2 separate regions of the Homo sapiens genome follow, and region 1 is linked to region 2. Evidence: read pairs that join two places in POLR2A ChIA-PET (ENCODE). Cell type or tissue: PC-3. All regions are shown on one strand. Region 1 overlaps RCOR1 (REST corepressor 1). Region 2 overlaps MARK3 (microtubule affinity regulating kinase 3).

The links. ChIA-PET counts read pairs that join two places held together with the same protein. Peaks named below come from ENCODE experiments on the same cell type or tissue, not always from the same donor. Only the 100,000 strongest peaks of a DNase experiment are listed, where the experiment ranks them.
Region 1: POLR2A ChIA-PET joins it to region 2 with 16 read pairs; 2 of 35 experiments call an interaction of 5 or more read pairs at or near these places.

What each region holds. Positions count from the first base shown.
Region 1 is chr14:102,615,425-102,623,424 of GRCh38, forward strand. The region is part of intron 2 of RCOR1 (REST corepressor 1); the gene reads left to right. Among named protein-coding and RNA genes, the nearest start is that of RCOR1, 27 kb to the left of the region's middle. In PC-3, no CTCF peak of the experiment used is centred here; no DNase peak of the experiment used is centred here.
Region 2 is chr14:103,390,987-103,398,986 of GRCh38, forward strand. The region is part of intron 1 of MARK3 (microtubule affinity regulating kinase 3); the gene reads left to right. Among named protein-coding and RNA genes, the nearest start is that of MARK3, 9.6 kb to the left of the region's middle. In PC-3, CTCF peaks have their summits at 225, 3,215 and 3,417; DNase peaks (open chromatin) are centred at 225 and 4,465; H3K4me3 peaks cover 278 bases; H3K27ac peaks cover 271 bases.

The sequences.
Region 1 (8,000 bases), 780 kb before region 2:
AGCCACCTTGGCCTGCATAATTCTTTTTTTTTTTTTTTTTTGAGATGGAGTTTCGCTCTTGTCGCTCAGGCTGGAGTGCAATGGTGCGATCTCGGCTCACCGCAACCTCCACCTCCTGGATTCAAGCAATTCTCCTGCCTCAGCCTCCCAAGTAGCTGGGATTACAGGTGTGCACCACCATGCCTAGCTAATTTTGTATTTTTAGTAGAGACAGGGTTTCTCCATGTTGGTCAGGCTGGTCTCCAACTCCCGACCTCAGATTATCTGCCCAACCTTGGCCTCCCAAAGTGCTGGTATTACAGGTGTGAGCCACCACGCCTGGCCATTAATTCTTTTTTAAGAAAGAGTTTCATTGCTATTAAACAAGTTTGAAAATCACAGTTTCTGCTTGAGTAGAAAATACAAACTTGGGTTTCTACCACTACACTTTCACAACATGCTTTTGACTCCAGATTTGAGGGGGGATTTCTCCCCAACAGGAGGTAGGCCATCAGTTCTGCAGTGGGCAGCAGCTGGGCATCCTCTAATTGAATTCAGTTCTGACACTGTCTACACTACCCGCTTAGAGATGGATGGTGACACATCACACAGGTTGAGGACTCAGTCCTATCTTTGATAGTGAACGTAAACCTTCATTTATTTTGTCTGTGGTTCTGACCAGCCAGCTGCAAATTTCAAGAGTTCCTGCAGATACCTCCTTGACTTCAATTACTTTGCTAGAGTAACTTACAGAACTCAGGGAAATGTGTTTATCCATTTATTACAAAAGATACATGTGTATATGTGTGTGTGTGTGTGTGTGTGTGTGTGTGTGTGTGTGTGTGTATGTGTGTGTGTGTATATATATATTTAAATTTTATTTGAGTTAGGGTCTTTCCCCAGTTGCCAAGGCTGGAGTGCAGTGGTGCGATCACAGCTCACTGCAGCTTCAACTTCTTGGACTCAGGCTATCCTCCCATCTCAGCCTCCTGAGTAGGTGAAACTATATACACACAGCACCATGCCCAGCTAATTAAATTTTTTTTTGGTAGAGATGGGGTCTTGCTGTATTGCCCAGGCTGGTCTTGAACTCCTGGGCTCAAGCAGTCCTCCGGCCTTGGATTCCCAAAGTGCTGCAATTACAGGTGTGAGTCATCATGTTTGGCCTACAAAGGATATTTGGAAGGATGCAAATAAACAGTCAGGTGAAGAGATACATATAGGGCCAGGATTGAAATGGTCCCTAGCACTGGCACTTCTGTCTTCTTGGAGTTGGGATGGGCCACCCTCCCCTCACATGGCTGTGCTTCTCTTTACTCCTGCAATCCCCCATGTGTTTGGCTCCCTACAAGCCATGTTCAGCTCCCTGCAAGCTCTCTGAACCCAATCCTTTCAGGTTTTTATGAAGGCCTCATTACGTAGGGATGACTGATTAAATCTTTTGGCCATTGGTGATGAATTAAAAGTTCAGTCCCTCTCCCCTCCTTGGAGGTTGAGGTGGGAGTTGAAACCATTTGTCATCCTAAGCTAACAAACGGTTGCCAGCTATTGGTCAACTCATTGGCATACAAAAAGACACATTACTTTGAAGATACCGAGGATTTTAGGAGTTGAAGGGCCAGGAAACAGGAAGGCCAAATATATATTTCACAATATCACAATATGTTATTAAGAGCAAATAGTGATAGAAAAGTGAAAGTGATGATAGCAGAAATGTAAAGTGTAGGTTCTATAAACAGTGCAGATGAGAACAAAGCTAACAGTTATCAGGCAGTCTAAATGCATGCAGTTTTTTACCTTAGACACATTCGTTCGTTGACTGTTTAATTGTAAAGAAAAATCAATTTAAGAACATGTATGAAATTGCATTTATACTCTGGAAAAATGAGATGTAAGTAGGTATTTTGTATTTTTTAGCGTTTCAAGAGCATAATTCCCCTTATGGTATGTCTGTTGCCTTGCTTTCACACATTCCACTTGTGTACATGTTTTTGGGAACTCATTATGTAAGAAAGTAATGGACTTCTTACACTTCTGTTAGGTAAAACCATAGTAATTGGCTGGGCATGATGGCATGGGGTGGGAGGATCACTTGAGGACAAGAGTTTGAGCTTGCAGTACACTGATCTTTGCTGTGAATAGTCACTGCACTCCAGCCGGGGCAACGAAGACACTGTCTCTTTCTTTTTTTTTTTTTTTTTTTTTTGATGGAGTCTTGCTCTGTCGCCCAGGCTGGAGTGCAGTGGCACAGACTTGGCTCACTGCAACCTCCACTTCCCAGGTTCAAGGGATTCTCCTGCCTCAGGCTCCCAAGTAGCTGGGACTACAGGTGCCTGCCACCATACCTGGCTAATTTTTGTATTTTTAGTAGAGACGGGGTTTCACCATATTGGCCAGACTGGTCTCGAACTCCTGACCTTGTGATCTGCCTGCCTCGGCTTCCCACAGTCCTGGGATTACAGGCGTGAGCCACCGTGCCTGGCCCAAGACTCTATCTCAAATAAAAAAGAACACAGTAATTTTTCTCTTTTATGGGATACTACACTTACATAAGTTTCTTTTTTTTTTCTTTTTTTTTTTTTTTTGTGAGACAGAGTCTTGCTTTTCCCCTGCCAGGCTGGAGTGGAGTGGCATGATCTCAGTCACTGCAACCTCCGCTTCCTGGGTTCAAGTGATTCCCGTGCCTCAGCCTCCTGAGTAGCTGGGATTACAGGCGTGCCCCACCACGTCTGGCTAATTTTTGTATTTTTAGTAGAGATGGGGTCTCACCATGTTTTCCCAGGCTGTTCTCAAACTCCTGAGCTCAGGTGGATCCCCCCTGCCTCGGCCTCCCAAAGTGTTGGGATTACAGTCGTGAGCCACTGTGCCTGTCTGGGATGTTTGCCATATTTGTTTCATCAGTATATATTTCTTTGCTTGGGTTGAGTACAGGGACTGATGCCTGTAATCCCAGCACTTAGGGAGGCCGAGGTGGGAGGATTACTGGAACCCAGGAAGTTGAGGCTGCAGACCAACCTAGGCAACAGAGTGAGACCATGTCTTCAGGGGGAAAAAAAAAGCGCTGGGCATGGGCATATACCTATAGTCTCAGCTACTCTGGAGGATGAGGTGAGAGGATCGCTTGAGCCCAGGAATTTGAGGCTGCCATGAGCCGTCATCATGCCCATGCCAATGTACTCCAGCCTGGGCAAGAAAGTCGACCCTGTCTCAAAACTAAACTAAACAAATTTCTCTGGCTGAAGTTTAGTAATTTGCTTTTAAGTGACGTTTGTACATTTTAGAAAATAACTTTGTATATTAGACATCATTTATGGTACTTACCGTTTTCCATGGTCATAAAATACCTAGTCTAGTGTGATAAATGCCAGGTGATAGAGGTATGCCTGGGGCATAAACCTAGGGGCTTGGTGGGATGGGGTGAGATGGTTGAAATAGTATGTAGAAGGAAAGGCTTTCCAGAGTTTACTCTTAGGGTGGCTCTTGAAGGGCAAGTGAAGGAAAGACATTTCAGGCTGAGGGAAGACACGTTTAGATGGAGTCCTGTGGATGGAGAGTGCTGGACTTGTTTGCGAAGTCAGGAGTAGTTTGATATGATCAGATGCTTAGGGAGGTGATTGGTAAAGTGGTGGAAGGTGAGATTGTGGAACAGGTAGGCATGGACCCTATCACAAGCGTCCTGGCTTGTGTATCTAGCTAAAGGATCTGTCTGTCTGTCTGTCTGTCTTTATATTTTTTGAGACGGAGTTTCGCTCTTGTTGCCCAGGCTGGAGTGCAATGATGCAATCTTGGTTCATTGCAACCTCCGCCTCCCAGGTTCAAGTGATTCTCCTGCCTTAGCCTTCTAAGTAGCTGGGATTGCAGGCGTGCACTACACGCCCAGCTAACTTTTTATTTTTAGTAGAGTTGGGGTTTCACCATGTTGGTTAGGCTGGTCTTGAACTCCTAACCTCAGGTGATTCACCTCCCTCAGCCTCCCAAAATGCTGAGATTACAGATGTGAGCCACCCCACCTGGCCCATGCCTCTATCTATCTATCTGTCTGTCTGTCTATCTATCTATTCTATCTAATCTTTTTTTTTTTTTTTTTTTTTTTTGGAGTCAGGTTCTTGCTCTGTTGCCCAGGCTGGACTGTAGTGGCGTGATCTTGCCTCACTGCAGCCTCTGCCTCCCGGGTTCAAGCGATCTTCCTGCCTCAGCCTCCCTGGTAGCTGGGACTACAGATGTGTGCCACCATGCCTGGCAAGTTTTTATATTTTTGGTAGAGATGGGGTTTCACTATGTTGGCCAGGCTGATCTCAAACTCCTGACCTCAGGTGATCTGCCCACCTCAGCCTCCCAAAGTGCTGGGATTACATGCGTGAGCCACTGTGCCTGGCCTGTTAAGTATTACCATAAACTCTTCTCCTATCTGTCTTGTAAGTTATGTACACCTCATCTATGTTCTTGATGTAGCTTGTTACTTAGTCTGTTATAGTAATAATCTCTTTAATTATTAGCTTTTATGTCTTCTCCATTGTCCACTGACAGCCATAACTGCGTATATCTTTTTGTATACCTGTCTACAGACCAGCCATCCTAGGTTGAAGAATAGAATTACTTCTCATTGCTTCCACAGTTCCTGTCTTCCTTTAAATCATCATGTATAACACAAATTATACAGTAGCTTTCTTGTAAATCTCCTGCTTCTGTATTTTATATCTGTTAGGCTGGGTGCAGTGACTCACTTCTGTAATCCCAGCACTTTGGGAGGCCAAGGTGGGAGGATTGCTTAAGGCCAGGAGTTTGAGACCAGCCTGGGCAAAATAGGGAGACACCCCGTCACCACACACTTATACACACACACACACACCCCCCCACACCCACCATGAAAAAAATTAGTCGCGGCGGGGTGCGGTGGCTCACGCCTGTAATCCCAGCACTTTGGGAGGCCAAGGCAGGCAGATCACATGAGGTCGGGAGTTCAATACCAGCCTGACCAACATGGAGAAACCCCATCTCTACTAAAAATACAAAACTATCTGGGCGTGGTTGCACATGCCTGTAATCCCAGCTACCCTGGAGTCTGAGGCAGGAGAATCACTTGAACCCGGGAGGCAGAGGTTGTGGTGAGCCGAGATCGTGCCGTTGTACTTCAGCATCAACAAGAGCGAAACCGTCTCACAAAAAAAATTAGTCGGGCACAATGGTATGCATCTGTGGTCACAGCTATTTGGGAGACTGAGCTAGGAAGATTGCTTGAGCTCAGGAATTCAAGGCTCAGTGAGCTCTGATTGTGGCACTGCACTCCATCCCGGGCCACAGAGACTCTGTTTCTAATAAATAAATAAAATGTAAATTAGCTGTTCCTCTGTGGCTTACAACCTTCCAGTGGCTCCCATTTCACTTAGAGTAAAAGTGAAAGCCCTCACCGTGGTCCCCTCCTTTTTTGCTGCTCCATTACTCTTTCTTTATCTCCTTCACTTCATTCAGATCATTGCTCAATAAGGCCTCTCCTAACCTACCTATCTGCAAGTATCTCTAGAATATGACTTAAAAACAATCTAAACACAGATGTCACAACTAAAAAAAATTAATACTTAGTCCTTAGTGTCATTAAATTTCTGGTCACCTATTGTTAAATAGTTGCTTTGTTTGAAGGTCACTGCAACCTGCATTTCCTGAGCCCAAGCTATCCTCCTGTTTCAGCCTCCCGAGTAGCAGAGACTACAGGTGTGCACCACCATGCCCAGCTAGTTTTTTAGAATTTTTTGTAGAGACAGGATCTAACTGCGTTGCCTAGGCTGGTCTTGAACTCCTGGCCTCAAGTGATCCTCTCACCTTGGCCTCCCAGTATGCTGGGATTACAGGCACAAGCCACTACATCTAGACACGAATTTCTGATTTAAATAATTCTTTGTAAGAACACTTCTTAGGAGGCATTTGAATGGATAACTGTCTTAACTGTCTTGCACACCAGTCTTTGTCTTTTTTTTTTTTTTTTTTTTTTTTTTGAGAAAAGGTCTTGCCCTGTCACCCAAGCTGGAGTGCACTGGTGCAATCACAGCTTACTGCAGCCTTGAACTCCTGGGCTCAAATGATCCTCCCACCTTGGCCTCCAAAGTGTTTGGATTACAGGCATGAGCCACTGAGCCCAGCCTCAGGTTGTCTTTCTCCTGCTTTACTATTTCATTTTTTTCTTTTCGTCTTCTAGCGTACTGTAAATTTACATATATTTTAATGTCTGTACTAGAATATAAGCTCAACAAGGGTAGGGCTCTTTGTGTGTAGACATTGCTCAGTACATAGTTGGCACGAAATAAAATCACTTAAATGAATGAATGAGTGAAATACAAAGGCGGAATTTGACTGTAAAACAGTCTTGTTGGAGAAGGTATATGGGGAATAGGGGAAAGAGAGGGCCTCTTTTCGCCCTCCTACATTGATACAGATAGATCTCAGTTGGTCTCTGATCTTGTTTGTAGGGATTTTGTTGGATGAATGCAAGGTGGGATGGTCTTCAGATTGTACCAATTTAGCTGGCATTGCTAACCAACTGTTGGAATCTCTGAAAATAAAAGATCTTGAAATTCCTCCCCCTCTCCCCGCAAAGAGAAATACGAAGGCAGACAACTGGGTAAATTGTCCTACCCCTAACTGCCATCCACAGAAAAGTAACATTTTGTTTTATTTGATTAACTGTGCTTGACAACATTAGAAACAGTGGAAAATCATCTGGGACTTGGGCAGGTAGAAACTCCAGAGGTAGGACTGGAGGAGGGGCTGTGTAACCTCTCTTTCTTACTCTTAAGAATAACCTTTTTATCTACCCGAGATTTATTGGCTCCTTAAAATCATAACTAAAACCTGTAGCCTCTTTCAGCAGAAAGCAATGCTTAGAGTAAGACTTCTACTACACTGCCAGCCCGAAGGCTTGAACAGAAGGCAAGTGGAAGCCCTAAAACTTTGGCTGTTCCTGGCACGATTCCAGTCCCACTCTCCCTACCCTCACCCACAGCTTCCCCATCACTGTCTGCTTGGGAACCGTGAGCATTGTTCTCATCTTGTGCTTCTTTCTGAGTTATCAGGCAGCCGGAAGGCCAGATTCCCTTGTCTTCCCTCTTTTCATGGACTCTGCATTTTCTTTTCTGATCCTGTTTTTCACCTTGATCTTCTTGGAACTTTTCCCTGAGCCCTTTTAAACTCACGGTATATCAGCAAAATTCCCCTAATCTTCAGTTTCTTCTGTGATTTCCGCCCCCCGCCCCACACATTCTTATTCTGACTGAAAATAGGCCATCTCCTGATGACACTGCCTCCCTGCAGCCCTCCGAAAGAGTACTTGCCTGCCCCTCCATCCCTTTTGTGTTACTAGGCTTCACAGTAGCATGTCCTCTTTTTCTTTGTTGCCATTTCTTTACTTTTCTTCTCGCCTCCCTAAAAACACCTCTGAATGTGATGTCATGAGTTTGTACTATGCGCTCCTGATTTTTGCTGCTTAATCCAGTGTGCTGTGGAGGATTGAACCTCTTATGATGGAGTTCCCCTCTTTAACTCTAGTAATGCTTCTTGCCTTAAAGTCTGCTTTGTCTAATATCAGTATAGCTATGCCAGTTTTCTTTTTGTTCGTGTTTGAATGGCATCTTTTTCTGTCTTTTTTATTTTCAACCTTTCTTTATTCTTGATGTCTTGGTTATGTCTGAACAGGTTTTCATCCACATCTTAAAAGCACATCTTTGCTTTTAACTTGCATTTAGTTTCATTCACAGTTTCATTTAATGTATTTATTGATATATCTGTATTTAGATCTAACTCAGAGATTTCTATTTGACCCACCTGTTCTGTGTGGGTTTGTTTTGTTAGTCCTTTTGATCTTCCTTTGCATTGATTTAGTATTTATTGTTATTCTTCCCTCTTCCTTAGCTTGGTAATTGTGTGCTATTTGGAAAAAATACTATTCTCTGAGTAGTTATCCTAGAGATAACAATTTACTTCCTTTATTTATTTATTATTTATTTATTTATTTATTTATTTATTTATTTATT
Region 2 (8,000 bases):
AGGTGTGAGCCACCACACTCAGTCAAAACTATTTTTTAAAATATTTTATTATAGGAAAATTTAAAAAAATAGAATGTTATTTATCAATGCTTCTCAGCCACAGGGTGATTTTGCCCTCTAGTGGACATTTGACAATGTCTAAAGACATCTTTGGTTATCACAGCTGGAGAAAGGTTTGGCTGACCAGGAATGCTACTAAACATTTTACAGTACGTAGGACAGCCTTCCACAGCAAAGAATTACCCGGCCTAAAATGTCAGTAGTGCCAGCGTTGAGAAACCCTGGTATGTACTTAGCCCCCCATGTACTCAACAGCGCAGCTCAGTGGCCAATCTTATTTCATTTATAAATGAAGAAGCAAATGCAGTATCATTTCCTCTCTAAAGCTTTTAGAAGAGATAAAGCCTGTTTTAAGAAAAAAGCAATACTTTTATCATATTTTCTTAATATCAAATATGCAGTATTTAAATTTTCTCACATTTCTAATTTTTAAACTGTTCAAATTAGAATCCAGCTTGAATTCATACATTATAGTTGGCTGATATGTCAAATATGCTTTTTTTTTTTTTTTAATTGAGATGGAGTCTTGCTCTGTCGCCCAGGTTGGAGTGCAGTGGTGCAATCTCGGCTCACTGCCAACCTCTGCCGCCCGGGTTCAAGCGATTGTCGTGCGCAGCCTCCCGAGTAGCTGGGATTACAGGCTCCCGCCACCATGCCTGGCTATTTTTTTTTTTTTTTTTTTTTTTTTTTTAGTAGAGATGGGGTTTCGCCATGTTGGCCAGGCTGTTCTCAAACTCCTGACCTCAGGTGATCCGCCCGCCTTGGCCTCCCAAAGTGCTGGGATTACAGGCGTGAGCCACTGTACCTGGTCAAAATATGCTTTTTAAAGGCAACCAAACAGTTTGCATTTCAGTTTATGTTCTATAGTTATATGGAGCCACGGATACATCCTTTTTCTATACTGGCAAAATGAGAAACATATTTTTCACCTGAATTTCAAAGGATATGACACTTCGTAAGCCTGGTAATGTTATTGGCCAAAGTACCAGAGGCCCAGGGCTTTCCCAGTTATTTAACAGTTACTGATATGTGTGCATCATGTACTTATTATTAGTTAATGCAAATAGTCCCCCAAATTTCTGACCTCTGTGAAACTGATGATGCTGTTGTCTAGTCAGTCATCGGTTATGTGAGACTGAATTAACCTATTCAGCAAGTGTGAATGCCTACCGTGTGTATGATACTGTGCTAGGTGCTGTAGAGGCCATATACCTGGGACACATAGCTTTCCTGCTCTTTAGGATTTCCTGCTCCTTGCAGGACAAAGCAGCCTGAGCTTTATGAAACTAGTCTGTAACTCTCAAACTTAAGCAAACATTAGAATCACCTGAAGGGCTTTAGAACCGTGATCACTGGGCCCTACCCCTAGACCTTGATTTTACCCGTAGAATTGGAATTTCTAACAAGTTGCCAGGTGATGTTGATGCTCCAGGTCCGGGGACCACTCTTAAGAATCACTATAGCAGGAATTTCTGATGTTTATTTATTAAGAAAAAAAAATCACTGCCTTAGTGTGCAGTGAAGGCTTGCTAACTAAACTATACTCCTTTTAGATTGTACTGTGACTATCAAAGGAAGATTTCCAGACCATTTAATTGAGTTTTCAGGTTCCATGAGTTTAAAAAAAACTGTTTATTAAAAATTGTGGTTCTGGAAAATAACAATAGTTGCCATTTGGTGATCACTTAACTGTATACCAGCCAGCAATACTTTGTAGAGTATCTCATTTAAAATATGTAATATGGTTTTATTTAATTAGCTTTTTTTTTTTTTAAATTTCCTGAGGCGGAGTCTCACACTGTTACCTGGGCTGGAGTGCAGTGGCACGATCTCGCTCGCTGCAACCTCCGCCTCCCGGGTTCAAGCGATTCTCCTGCCTCAGCCTCCCAGGTAGCTAGGATTACAGGCAGCCGCCACCACACCCAGCTAATTTTTAAATTTTATTTTATTTTTTGAGACAGAGTTTCACTCTTGTTGCCCGGGCTGGAGTGCAGTGGCATGATCTTGGCTCACTGCAACCTCCGCCTCCTGGCTTCAAGCAATTCTGCCTCAGCCTCCCGAGTAGCTGGGATTACAGGTGCCTGTTACCATGCCCAGCTGATTTTTTTGTATTTTCGGTAGAGACTGGGTTTCACCATGTTGGCAGGCTGATCTGGAACTCCTGACCTCATGATCCTCCCACTTCCCTCCTCGGCCTCCCAAAGTGCTGGAATTACAGGCGTGAGCCACTGTGCCCCGGCTTAATCAGCTTGTCAACTTCTAAGCACAACCTGTTGAATCAAGCTGTTTGGGCCTTATCAGAAAAAAGTTGGCCTATAGTTTCAGCTACTCAGGAGGCTAAGGCCAGAGGATCACTTGAGGCCAGGAGTTCCAGTCGACCTGGACAACATGGTGAAACTATGTATCTTAAGAAAGAAAAAAAAAAGTTGATCTCTGAAGAATTCATGAAAATATTTAGTCAGTTTTCAGGGAAAGATCTTATAGACTTCAATTTGAGCATCCTTATCTTATGTATGTAAATGAGGTAAAGGTTGAAATTTGCAGTAAATAGAATTTTGGTCATTTAAGTTATGTAGCTCATGATATATACATTGTATAACTATTTAGACTTACATGGTGCATGATTTACATTGTAATTACATAGAGGCTTATACAGTCTAATAAAAATTAATATTAACTATTTGATTGCAAAGAGGATTGTTCTGCATTTTATTACTTTTTTTTTTTTTTTGAGACAGAGTTTCACTCTTGTTGCCAGGCTGGAGTGCAATCTCGTGACCTTGGCTCACTGCAACCTCCGCCTGCCAGCCTAAGTAGCTGGGGTTACAGGCACACACCACCATGCCCAGCTAATTTTTTGTATTTTTAGTAGGGATGGGGTTTCACCATGTTAGCCAGGCTGGTCTCAAACTCCTCACCTTGGGTTATCCGCCTGCCTTGGCCTCCCAAAGTGCTGGGATTACAGGCTTGAGCCACTGCGCTCGGCCTGCATTTTATTATTCTAAGATATAGCCAAATTTTATGCCTGGAATTTTTTCCTGGGCTGGAACAAATTCCTAGTAAGAGTCAGGGAATATTCCGTGACTTGTGGCTTTGGTTAAAAAAGAAAAAGGAGTCAGGGAATGCAGTACCCTCTGATCACCACTGGGAGGACTAAAGCAGAAAATTCATTTGTCTCATATCCATTTTCAAATTTCAAATTAAACATGAAGGAGAAAATAAATCTCTTACCTGGGAAGCTTTAATGTCCTGTCTCACACAAGAAGTTAAAGGTTGTGCTTGGAGTTGGTCTGCAAAAGTAATAAGGAATTTGTACTCACCCGTCTGCACCTGCTTGTACAGAACAATTGGAAGGGCAGAAGTTGGCTTTGAAAGAAAAGGCCTTTTTTTGGAGGTGGGAGGGGCATCCAATTTTGTCTTCAGCCGAGAGTTCGCTAGCACTACACTCTAGCCACTCAAGCTGCTCAACTATGGTTGGTCTTGTGTACTTCTGTGTGCACTAGATAAGACATTGTTTCTGTGGGTTATGTGGGACCTTGAAGTTCAGTGTTGAAGCTCAAACAAAGCAGGTGTTTTTTCTGTATTTCTTGTTGACAGGCATTTGCTTTTTGTTGGACCTAAATATTGTGGGGTTTGTGTATGGACATTTGACACAAAAATCTGTATTGGTAGAATTTAATATAAAATCAGAGAAGTTGAATTCACAGGTTTTGTTCATAGAATTTTACATAACTCTAGTCTTTTTTCTTTTTTTGTGATGGAGTCTTGCTCTGTTGCCCAGGCTGGAGTGCAGTGGCATGATCTTGGCTCACTGCAACCTCTGCCTCCTGGGTTCAAGTGATTGTCCTGCCTCAGCCTCCCGAGTAGCTGGGATTACAGGCACCCGCCACCACGCCTGGCTAATTTTTGTATTTTTAGTAGAAACGGGGTTTCACCATGGCCAGGCTGGTCTTGAACTCCTGACCTCAAGTGATCCACCTGCCTCGGCCTCCCAAAGTGCTAGGATTATAGGCATGAGCCACAGCGCCTGGCCACAATCTTACACTACTTTCCTGAAGGGATGTGTGATGGAAAGAGTCTGGGCTTGAAAGTGGAAGACAAAAATGAGAGTCTAAGACTGATCGAGATAAAGATTCTGAAGAGGTAGAATGGACCTCATAAGATGGAGCAAAAAAGAAGGAACAACATATAAAAGGAGAAATTAGAATTTAGAGTTATAGACTGGAATTTGAAACTAGTCTTGAGATTTAACTGTGGACAAATTCACTCGGCTGTGCCTCATGGTTTTTTTTTTTTTAAATCAAAAGAGAATAACATCATTCAAGTTGTGTCTTGGTTTTTTTGTTTGTTTACTTAGATTTTTATGACTTCACTTTCTCAATTTCCTCTGTGGCCAGATTCATCAGGCATTCAGTCACTTTCATCTCTGTCAGGCTGGCCTTGTGTTCTGTCTGTCTGTTCTGCTGCATAGTTGTCATCCTGAGATCTCCCTTCACCCATATCCTAGGGATTCCCTTTGCCTTTCCTGTTCGATCCATTTTCTTCCCCTTGGTTCACTCCCAGGTTTCATTGCAGCAGTTCCTCCAGTGATTTTCTGAGAAAGTTGCTCAGAGGTAAATTTTTAAAATCCTTTCATATCTGCAAACATCTTTATTCTGTTCTCATACTTGATTGATATTTTGGCTGCATATAGAATTCTAGACTGAATGCCCTTTTTCCTCAGAATTTTGTTTTCTGTCTTATATAGCATCTGACACTCCGATTTGGAGAGAGAGAATGCTATTTTGAGTCTTGCTTATTTTTCTGTTTGTTTAAGGCTGATTGGAAGTTTTGTGCATTTGGATGGATCTTGAATACAACAGTGGGACACACTGTTATTTCTTTGTGGTGCTCTTGATACCAATATATTTAGTCTTATCACTTGGCCTAGGCAAGCACGGAATGCCCATGTTCCAGGGAGCTGAGTCGGGAGAGGGCAGAAGGAAAGATCTGTGGCTTTCTGCTTTCTCTGCTTGTTTTCAGTGTCCCTGCCCTCAGTTGTGCCCTGTGTCCCCAAGCCCAGAGACTTTCCATTTTGCCCTTTCTAAAGAACCTCCAGTTTTTTGCCTGAGTGGGAGAGGAGACCCGGGGGTCTGTTATTTAACAGACTGATAGATCTTCTTGTTTCAGGCTTACTTCACTCACACTTCTAGAGGTACTTGTACTACCAGTTCCTGAACCTTTTGAGAGTTCTATAATACAAATCAGGATTTTCCAATATCTCCATAGCTGGCTTAGGATTAATCTTTCTTATATGTGTTAAGTCATTTTCCTTCTTTTTTTAGTTTCTGAAAGTATATCTGTTACCACTTTTATTTTCTTTGTCTTGTGGCTTTTTTCCTTATGCCTTATATTTTTTTCCTTTACTTTCATATTAATGGAGTTTGGAGAGGGAGGGGAAGTAAATGCAGCCATGATTTATAACCAGACTTGGATTAGGTGTTTACATATGTCAATACATGTCTTTAAAATTTAGCTAGTACTTGTTATTATAAATAACAAACTAAGATTGATAGGCTTCTTGAAAAATTGGCGGTAAATTTGGCTAATGGTGGGTTGTTGTAGTAGAGTAGCGTTTCCCCTTTTCACCCAAGCTTTGTTACCTCTTCTTGGGTGGTGCCTGGCCTGAGATGTCCTTCATCTCTCATAAGAACTCTCCTACTTGCCCTTTGAGGACTCCATCCCTTCACATCTTGGGGTACCTTTTTTCCTTCATCTCACCCAAATGTGATCATGTCCTTTGGGTGCCTAGAGCTGCATTATCCAGCACAGTAGCAACTAGCCACATGTGGGGCTACCAAGCACTTGAAACGTGGTTAGTTTGAATTTAGGTGTTCTGTAAGTATAAAAGATAAACCAGTTCAAAGACAGTATTTCAAAAATAGGATATAAAGCCTTTTTATATTATGCATTGAAATATTGGGGGGTATATTGAGTTAAATAAAATGGTATTTAATTTAACGTATTAAATATGTTTCTTTTTACATTTTTTAATGGAGCTACTAGAAAATTGAAAATTACATATGTATGTCACATTATACACCTATTGGACAGCATTAGAGTATTCACTCTGATTTTCTCTTGGGGCAGGAATTGCCCCTTGTTTCAGTTGCTATTCCCCCGTTAGCACCCCGTGTATATCATGAGTGCCTTGAAGGTTTGACACCACACTTTTCTGTTTCTTTTATTCCCTGCTAATGCCTACCATATAGTTGACTAGCCGAAAGTTACTGAATAAACATTTTTTTTTTTTTTTTTTGAGATGAAGTCTCACTCTGTCACCCAGACTGGAGTGCAGTGGTGCGATCTCGGCTCACCGCAACCTCCGCCTCCCAGGTTCAAACGATTCTCCTGCCTCAGCCTTCTGAGTAGCTGGGACTACAGGCACCCGCCACCATGCCTGGCTAATTTTTTTATTTTTAGTAGAGATGGGGTTTCACCATATTGGCCAGGCTGGTCTCGAACTCCTGACCTTGTGATCCTCCTGCCTCAGCCTCCTAAAGTGCTGGGATTACAGGCGTGAGCTACCGCACCTGGCCTGAATCAAGATTTTTTTAGCCACAACTTGTGCCTTACAAGTTTTTTATTCTAAGGATTAGACAAGTAAATTATTTTTCACCGTATTACATTAGTTCACCTACTATACCAGTAACAATTATTTTATTCAAAAGTGAAACAGATTTTACTATATTTATGGGACAATAACAGTTCCCCCTTCCTATTCATATTCTTAGATGCTTTCTCATAAATTCAGCTGTGAAGAGTCACATTATCTTTGATCCATGTGAGACTATCTTCTTGTTTTATCTACTCCTGTTAGTCTCCATATGTCATTACTCTTACCCTCCACCCCACGTTACTGTTTTAATGTGTTTAGTATGTGTATGTGTTCTTACATAGTTTATTTTGGTATGTTTGGTACTTTATGTAAATATTACATATGTCTTATCTGTGCGCTTAATATATTGCATCTAACTGCTGAATAGCAGTGAGATGTATGCATCTACCACATTTTACCAGTCTGCTCGCCAGAGGTGCACATGTTAATTTTCTCCAACTCTGTCACCACAAAAAAAATGCTTCAACATCTTCATGCATGTCCCCTTATGGAGCAATGTAAGAGTTTCTTTGGGATATATAGCTTGGAATGGACTTGATGGGTCACAGGAAATGTCAGATTGTTCTTCTAGATGGCTGCTTCCATCAATAGTGCACCACAGTTTTTGTATTCCCGTTTCTCTGCCAACATTTCAGAGCTTTCTGCCTTTTCCCTATCTAACAGGCCTAAGGTGATACTACATTGTGGTTTTAACTTGTATTTCTCTCTGATTTTTAGAATCTCTTTATACATTCCTTGGCTTTGGGTGCATTCTTGTTTTTTGCGGGGGTTGGTGATTTTTATCAAATCAAGGACAGACATCCCATTCTAATCCTAGTTTGCTATAGGAATTTTGTGGGGGCTTTTTGGTAGAGACAGGGTCTTGCTATGTTTGCCCAGGCGGGTCTCAAACTTCCGGGTTTAAGCAAGCCTCTTGCCTCAGCCTCTGAAGGTGCTGGGATTACAAGCATGAGTCACCATGCCTGGCCAAGAGTTTTTAAATTATAAATTGTTCAATCTTATCAAATCCTTTTTCTATGTTGAATGAAATAATTGCCTAGCTGCTTTCAAAAGTGAAACGTGACTTTGTGAATATTTCTAAAGTACAAAATACTTGGAGGACAGCCATTTATTGTCACAACTTGGCTTTGTAGTTTGTTTTTGTTTTTGTTTTTTAACATTTGGAAACCATACCTATGTGTTAAGTAAGTGGCTTGTGATTTAAGGAATAGAATGCATGTAAGGGCACACTTCTTTTGTTTTACAGAAGGGATCAAGTTCTGTTCAGGAAGATTTGAAACAT